Linked DNA regions of Homo sapiens: regions 1 and 3 are each linked to region 2. A link is a contact called in ENCODE Hi-C data. All regions are on one chromosome and are shown on one strand. The core of a region is the stretch at or near the end of the contact, and the rest is flanking DNA. Distances in the headings are between cores, read along the strand shown.

Region 1 (2,700 bases), core at 174-2,673, 5.6 Mb before region 2:
ACTTGCTGAAACTCTAGGACTAATTTTGCCCACTGCCATCACTCACCAGAGCTTGCTAGCTCCCCAAACCCTAACTAGTCCCAAAGAACTTTCTTGAAGAGCAATATGTAACAGCTCTCCTGTTTCTAAAACCTCTAACCTTCTCTTTGTTCTTCAGACATACTGAAGACCACCCTGTCTGCATATATGCCCCAAATTGCTATTCTTTCTTTCCAAATAAAAAATTTTAATTTAGAGACTTGTCTCACATTTTTATTCTGGCTTCAACATACTAAAGCCCTAAGCTAGGAGTCTGCTTGACTTATCCAAGAATCCACAAAGTAACCAGTATGTCTAAAGCCTAATGAGTGAGAAAAAAAGTGGTAGGAAGTGAGGTCAGAGGAATAGCCAGGGGTCACATCCATCATCAGGCCATAGTCAGGATTTTGGATTTCATTTTAAATGTGGTAAGATGCCAGAGTGTGAAGAGAAGAGAAGGAAATGATTGTTGTATGATAAAATAATTGCTCAGTTGTGTGGAAAATAGGCTAAGGAGGGCAGGGACTTAAAAGTGGAGATATGGCCGGGCTCGGTGGCTCATGTCTGTAATCCCAGCACTTCAGGAGGCTGAGGCGGGCGGATCACGAGGTCAGGAGATTGAGATGAGCCTGGCTAACACAGTGAAACCCCATCTCTACTAAAAATACAAAAAATTAACCGGGCGTGGTAGCAGGCGCCTGTAGTCCCAGCTACTGGGGAGGCTGAGGCAGGAGAATGGCGTGAACCCGGGAGGCGGAGTTTGCAGTGAGCCGAGATCCCACCACTGCACTCCAGCCCGGGCGACACAGTGAGACTCCATCTCAAAAAGAAAAAAAAAAAAAAAAAAAGTGGAGATATGGAGATATACAGACCTGCTAGGAAGTTACTGTCCTGGTCCAAGCTAGAGATGATAAAGGCTGATTAGTGAGGTTAAAAAATACATTTGAAGGTAAAGCTAATTGCACAGATATATGTTGTACAGTTGTACAGATGGATGGAATAAGAGATGTAAGAGAAAGAGAATCAATGATAACGCTAGATTTCTGGCTTTAGCAATGGGGTAAATAATAGCACTCTTCAATGAAAAGCAGGAACACCCAGAGAGGAGGAAGAAAGATGGGAGGTGGGGGAAAACAATAGTTTGGGACAAATCCATAGTATGGGTTAACAGATCTATTATTATCCAAATGGAGAGGTTGACTAAGCAGTTGGATATGTAAGTATGGAGTTCAAGGGAGAAGTCAAGGCTAGAAATAAACATTTGGTGTCAAACATAAAAGATATTTAATACCATGTGTATTAGTCACAGCTCTTCAGAGAAACAGAACCAATAGGATACATGTATATATAGAGAGATTTTTTTCTTTTCTTTTTTTTAAAGAATTGACTCACACAGTTGTGAGGGCTGATAAGTCTGAAAACTCCAAGGCTGGCTGATAGGCTGGAAATTCAAGCAGGCATTGATGTGGCAATCTTGAGACTAACGGTGGTCTGGGTGCAGAATTGCTTCCTCTTTGGGAAACCTCCATCTTTTCTCTAAGGTCTTCAACTAATTGGATGAAGCCCATCCACATTATGGAGGGTCACTAGCTTTACTCAAAGCCTACTGATTTCATTGTAAGTCACATCTAAAAAATACCTTCACAGCAACATCTATGCTTTTATCTGCCAAACAACTGGGCACCGTATGCTAGCCAAGTTGACACATAAAATTAACTGTCACTCCATGGGACTAGATGAAATTACCCAGGAGTTAATGTATTTAGAGAAATAAAGATGGCCCAGGACAGAGCCCTGGCACGCTCAAACTGCAAAAGGGGAAAAGAACCCAGCAATGGAGCCTAAGAAGGAGCTGGCAGGAGGTAGGAGGAAAACCAAGACTGTGTGGTGTCTCAGAAGCCAATGAAGAAGTGCTCCAAAAAGGAAGATCAACTATTTCAAGCACTGCCAAGAAATCCTATAAGGTAAGGGCTGAGTCATGGAGGTCACTTATGAAAATGGTGGTAGGTAAGAAATCCTAATTAGAAGAAGTTCAGCAAGAAACAGAAAATAAGGAAATGGAGGGAGTAAGTATAGGCAACTCTTAAAGGGGTTTTGCTATAAAAACAAAACAAAACAAAACAACAATAGGAAAGGAGCTAAAGAGGGATGTAGGATAGAGGAATTTTTTTTTTTTTTTTTTTTTGAGACAGAGTCTCACTCTGTCACCCAGGCTGGAGTGCAGAGGCACGATCTCAGCTCATTGCAACCTCTGCCTCCTGGGTTCAAGCAATTCTCCTGCCTCAGCCTCTCGAGTAGCTGGGACTACAGGTGCATGCCACCACACCCAGCTAATTTTTGTATTTTCAGTAGAGAGAGGGTTTCACCATGTTGGCCAGGCTGGTCTTCAACTCCTGACTTCGTGATCCACCCTCCTCGGCCTCCCAAAGTGCTGGGATTACAGGGGTGAGCCACCGTGCCTGGCCAGACTTTTTGGTTTTTTTGGTTTGTCTAAGAAGGAAATTATTACAGCATGTTTTTATGCTAAAGGAATAATCCAGTAGAGGGAACTTTGGCAATTTCCAAAGAAGGAGCAAAAAGAGATAATTGCAGAACCAAAGTCTGTTGAATATACCCTTATTATGCAGTGTAGACTTTGAAGTCAAATCCAGGTTCTATTACTAACTGCAAAGCCAAGTTACT
Region 2 (2,700 bases), core at 48-2,547:
CTCAAAACCTTTTGTAACCCACAACAAAATGGAAAGCCAAAACTCTTCATGGACGTAAAACAGAAAACAGCGCACGTTTATCCACGAAAACCCCAAGTTTACTACTTCCTCATTACAGAATTTCTCTTCCTGGTACAGGAGCAGGATGGTTATCAAATATTCCATGTCCTCAAATTCTCAGTCCCTGAAATCAGCTACCAAGCCTCCAAAGAACCTGGCTCGGGGAGAAAAGCGAGGAGGTCAACTTACCCAAGCCTTTGCGCCTAGGTCTTAGTGGGGAGGGCGGCACTGCCGGGACAAGACTGGGAGACTCCAGGCCGGTGGAGGGAAACGGCAACAGGAGTTTTCCACCGGGAATTAGGGGTGCAGGGCTCTGTCTCGCCACATACCCTTCGCCCCGGGGCAGGTCCGGGCCTCACAGGCGCCTCCCCTGGATCTCTGCAGCCCCGGGGCGCACGAAGACCCCCAGGGACCTCCGAAGGTTGGCGAGGTGGGCGTCCACCCAACGCAGCCTGACCCCACAGTCCCGGAGCGCCGCGGTGAGGCCCGGCCCACGGGCCGCCCTCCGGTGGACCCCACTACTGGACACAAAGGGAGGAGGTCTTCCCGGCCTGTGGCGCCCTTCCCCCGACGGCGGCTGCACCCCGGAGGGAGCCCGGCGCTACTCCGGATGCCGCTGCGGCACCTCAAGTCTTCGCGGGTCGCCGACTGCCCAGACTCCCCACCTCTGGTTCTATCCCTTTTGCCCGGGATAGAGCAGTCACGTCCACTCGCTACCTCTTCTTCTCCGCCTCTGGACAGCGGAGCAGTCAAATCCCGCCGGATCCACCCAGCCCGGACGGCGCGCGCCCGCTTATGCAAATAAACACACCCCAAGCCCCAAGGGGCGGCCACCGCTGCCGCCGCGCACTCCTGCCACGGCTCATGCCCGCGCGCGTAGAAGTGCCCGCCTACCCCGCGGACGGGGCGTGGCTAAGCCTCAGGGACGCGCCGCGTTCCCACCAATGCCGGACTCGGGCAGCGGCGGCGCGCCCGACGTGGCGCGCGCGACCCCTTCGTCCTGCCCCTCCTCCTCGGGTCCCGTCGGCCTGCGCGCGCCCGGGAGTTTGAATTTCCTCGGATTTGGAGCAATATCGCAGTGGAAGGCGCTGTGGGTTGAGGTCGCCGCCCACCTCTCCTAGGGGAACTATGGAGCTGGCAGCTGAAAGACTCAGTGAAGCAACGAGGATGCCGGGGAGAGGGAAGGGGCTGGGCTCTGGGCGGTGCCAAGTCTGTGAGGGGGCGCGGTCACCGCCCAGGGTTCCCACGAACGCCAAGGCGGCCACGTCCTGCTCCCCCTGGTGAAGAAGCTGCCCTGGGCTTGTCGTCCTAGGGTCTCCAGACATGTCTGAGGTGAAGAGCCGGAAGAAGTCGGGGCCCAAGGGAGCCCCTGCTGCGGAGCCCGGGAAGCGGAGCGAGGGCGGGAAGACCCCCGTGGCCCGGAGCAGCGGAGGCGGGGGCTGGGCAGACCCCCGAACGTGCCTGAGCCTGCTGTCGCTGGGGACGTGCCTGGGCCTGGCCTGGTAAGTGGACGCGAGGCTGCCTGGGCCGGCCTCCTGTGGGCCCCCTGCTGTTTGGGCTCCCACCCGGCTCAACATCCAGCCGGAGGTGATCCAACCTCCCAGACCTGGGCCTTCTGTGCCTCTGTCTTGACCCCAAAGGAAGGAAACAGCCCAGCCTTGTTTTTCCCTTTCGGGCGTTTCTTGTATCTCATTTCCCCCCGTGCTGGTAGCATGCCCCTATCGCTCAGAAGGAGTTGAGGCTAAGGTTTGGGAACGAGCCATTTGTTAAGAGCTGCAGATTCGGCCACGCTTTCTGAAGCTCCCGCTACACGTCAGAAGCGTTCACGTTGTTATAAACCGTTACTTCCTGTCCGCTGTGCCCCATTCCGGGACACATCTGCCCCACCCTACTCACCCCATAAATACCTAATGGAAATACTTGCAACCTTAAAACAGATCATTATGTTTGGAGACCGAGGCAGGTGGATCACTTGAGGTCAGGAGTTCGAGACTAGCCTGGCCAACATGGTGAAACCCCATCTCTACCAAAAATACGAATAATCAGCCGGGCGTGGTGGCGGGCGCCTGTAGTCCCAGTTCCTCCGGAGGCTGAGGCAGGAGAATCGCTTGAACCCGGGAGGCGGAGGTTGCTATGAGCCAAGATCGCATCACTGCACTCCAGCCTGGGCGACCGAGCGAGACTCCGTCTCAAAAAAAAAAAAAAAAGAAAACCATATCATTATGCTCCCAAAGGAGCAAACGTTATAGTAGCAGAGCTTGGAGGAGTGCTCATATTTTGATCACCGTGCATGCATTATGAATTTAAGGTCTTTTATTAAGTAAGTTACAGATTGAATATGGTAAAGCTACAAAAACATAGCACTTGTGTTCACTTAAAACTAACCAGTTGCAGTTTTAAAATCAGGTAAATGGCGATATATTGGTGTCATTAGGAAAAATGAATATTAGAAATAACCTTAAAACCAACTCGTAAAAAAAGAAAAAAGAAAAAAACCAACTTGTGAATTTTATTTTCCCAGCCTTTTTTTTTCTGGCGGGAGGAGGGAATAGCCCATTTCATTTTAATAAGATTGGCATCTTAATAGAATTTTTCTCCATTTTTCATTCATGTGTAAAGTTATTTAGTAAGACTGTTGTT
Region 3 (2,700 bases), core at 44-2,543, 6.6 Mb before region 2:
CCAAGGGAATAATGGCCTTGGAGTTTTCAAGTGATCAGGCAGCATGCTACTATACTAGACTGTCAGAGGTGTCAGCAATGCAGATTGGGTCTTGATATACCTAAGAGGTCTCTGCAGAATGCAGAATTTATATATTACCATATCCCCTCTGTTGATTTTGGTGACACACATACTGCATGATTTTTTTTTTTTTTTTTGAGACGGAGTCTTGCTCTGTTGCCCAGGCTGGAGTGCAGTGGTGCCCTCTCGGCTCACTGAAACCTCTGCCTCCCGGGTTCAAGTGATTCTTCTGCCTCAGCCTCCCGAGTAGCTGGGATTACAGGCGCATGCCACCACGCCCGGCTAATTTTTGTATTTTTAGTAGAGACGGGGTTTCAGCATCTTGGCCAGACTGGTCTTGAACTCCTGACCTCGTGATCCACCCATCTCGGCCTCCCAAAGTGCTGGGATTACAGGCGTGAACCACCACGCCCGGCCAGTCTTATTAACTTCTAAAGAAGGAACTTCAGAAACCCTTGCCTTCCGTGTAAAAAGGTGTCACGTTCCACTTGCCAGTCTTCTTCCATCCCTCTCCCTTCCTTCTTTTCTTCCTCTGGCGTTTACTAACTGACCCTGGGCAGACCACTTATTTCTCTGGGTCCCATTTTCTCATCTCTAAATGACAACACTGGAACCTAGATTATCTAGCCCTTCCAATTCTAAACATTTGATTATGAAATTCTCCAAAATCACAAAACATAAACCAGGAGGACGAGACCTAATTATGACCACATCAAATAGCTGTGGTTTCCAAAGTGGTTATTTCTGATTATCACAGACGAGTCAGTTATCCAGCTTTTCTCCTCTTTTCTTTGTTCCCATAGCATAGGCGACCTCTTTGCTCTCAGAGCTGTTTCAGGGGCGTCGAAATTTATCTAGAAAAAGTGGTGTGGGAAGTGTGGGTTTTTCCTTCCATTAAAAGAAAAAATCTGTTCGCTCCTTCAACTCAAAAGGCTTTCTGGGTAGCCATAAGCAGATAAAACCTTATCTTTCTACCCTCGAGTTCCTCTTTTGGACTTCATATGCATTGACTTGACGGACCTTCAGCACAGAGAACAAACACCCGAAGGGTTCCCTCAGCAACGGGACTGGCACCCAGAGCCCCCCGCTCCCCGCGAGCCGGCGAGCGCAGGCGGAAGCGCGGGCGCCACATTTCCGGTGTCGGGACCGGAGCTCACCACACTTCCGGTTTCCCTGCCGGGCGCGCCACACTTCCTGTTGATCCGGCTCGGCCGGGGGCTGGGCCGGCGGGCAGGCGGCGGCGGCCACTGGCCAGGCGTGGACGCGCGCGGGGCCGCCGCGGGCACGGAGTGGCCGCCGCGTCGCCTGAGCCCAGAGCCGGGGAGTGCTCTCGGCCGCCGCGTCTCCTGCCCTCTGTCCTTCCAACCCAGCCCTCGGCTGAGCCGCGCCGCACCATGCCCGCCGTGGACAAGCTCCTGCTAGAGGAGGCGTTGCAGGACAGCCCCCAGGTACCTCCCGCCGCTCCGGTGCCCCTCGCCCGCAGGGGTGAGGCCGAGGAGGCCCCTCCAGCCCCGGAGTGGAGGCCGCGCCCCCGGCCGGGCAGCCGCGGGAGTGCGCCCGGCCCCCTCGCGGCGCCTCCCACCGGGTTCTCTCGGGCTGAGGAGGGGGCGGGCCGGGCCCTGAGTCCTGAGCCGGGGCAGAGCTGTGGAACAGGGGAGAGAGCCCCGCGGCCGGAGTCTTGATGTCGTGACCCCCCTGCAAGCTCAGCTGCAACTGAGTCTGCGAGATCTAAACTTTGATTCCATGTAGTAGCTGAGTGCCTCAGGAAAACCACCTTATTGTGCCTTAGTTTTGTCGTCTGTAAAATAGGAATAATAATTGTGCCTGCTTCATAGGGTTGTTAGGAGAAGTCAATGAGAAATACCTGTAAAGTTGTCAGCAGACAATGTCCGGTACAGATAATGAGTCAGTCTTATTACTGCTACTCCTAATGATGTGATGAGACTTGTGCCAGCCAGAATGAGAGGCAGAGGGCCTGGATCTCTTTTCCGGCGGTACCAGGCCTCCTTTTGGCACCGTTTTCCCATTAGTGAAGAGAAAAATACAGTACCTGCCCCATTTGTCGCACAAGGGAACTTCATTAGCACACTCGAGATGAGAGTCAAGTCCTTTGAGCTCTGCAGATGAAAACTGGTGTGTAAATATAGCAAATGAGTGCAGGATGACATTAGTTCATAATTCAGCACATCTTTCCCCAGGGGTCTTTTGTTCTCCTTTGTTTAACATTTCTCCAGCTTCGTACCTACACTCCTGGTTCAGCATCCCGGGTTTATTTAAATAAGTGCCTTTATTTCCTAGTGTCTCAACTCTTGAAAACTTAGAATAAGATTAACCTATTTTCGTTTCACACTTTCCCCTCTCTTTTGGGGTTCCTTCCCTTTTTCTTCTAAGTGAATAATACTTCCCAGGATGATCCTTGTATGGATTTACCTACATCGACAGTTCAGAATAAGTCCGAAGGGCTGTATGCATAGGTGTCTTTTGTTCATTTTTTGTGATCCTCCTAGTGTAGATAAGTAAGGAACTGGAAGCAAGCTGTGTGTGTGTTTTTTGTTTGTTTGTTTTGTTTTTTGGTAAGTTTGCATCCTCTGGACGACTTTTTCAAGGCCTCCCTTTTTTATATGGCTGTAGACTCCTGGC

Evidence for each region. Hi-C counts contacts between places; a loop is a spot of excess contacts on that map. Pooled maps may share reads with other maps.
Region 1: a pooled map shows a loop between it and region 2 (2.2-fold over the local background). The contact joins the promoter of TXNRD1-AS1 here to the promoter of IKBIP in region 2. A Hi-C loop is called at or near these places in 7 of 50 pooled maps.
Region 3: a loop to region 2 is called in a pooled map, with 7 times the contacts of the local background. The contact joins the promoter of APPL2 here to the promoter of IKBIP in region 2. A Hi-C loop is called at or near these places in 2 of 50 pooled maps.

Annotation. Positions count from the first base shown.
Region 1 is chr12:104,279,566-104,282,265 of GRCh38, reverse strand. TXNRD1-AS1 (TXNRD1 antisense RNA 1) reads left to right here and starts at 1,423. Exons shown (of 2, transcript XR_007063431.1): 1 at 1,423-1,982. All of the region lies in intron 3 of TXNRD1 (thioredoxin reductase 1), which reads right to left. RefSeq lists a silencer at 1-195.
Region 2 is chr12:98,643,385-98,646,084 of GRCh38, reverse strand. IKBIP (IKBKB interacting protein) reads left to right here and starts at 1,297. Exons shown (of 3, transcript NM_153687.4): 1 at 1,297-1,562. The coding sequence starts at 1,384. It overlaps APAF1 (apoptotic peptidase activating factor 1), which reads right to left and starts at 795. Exons shown (of 27, transcript NM_181861.2): 1 at 250-795. RefSeq lists silencers at 391-600, 921-1,120 and enhancers at 697-1,324, 1,325-1,951, 1,952-2,579.
Region 3 is chr12:105,234,767-105,237,466 of GRCh38, reverse strand. APPL2 (adaptor protein, phosphotyrosine interacting with PH domain and leucine zipper 2) reads left to right here and starts at 1,293. Exons shown (of 21, transcript NM_018171.5): 1 at 1,293-1,508. The coding sequence starts at 1,455. RefSeq lists an enhancer at 910-1,410 and silencers at 1,275-1,414, 1,465-1,714.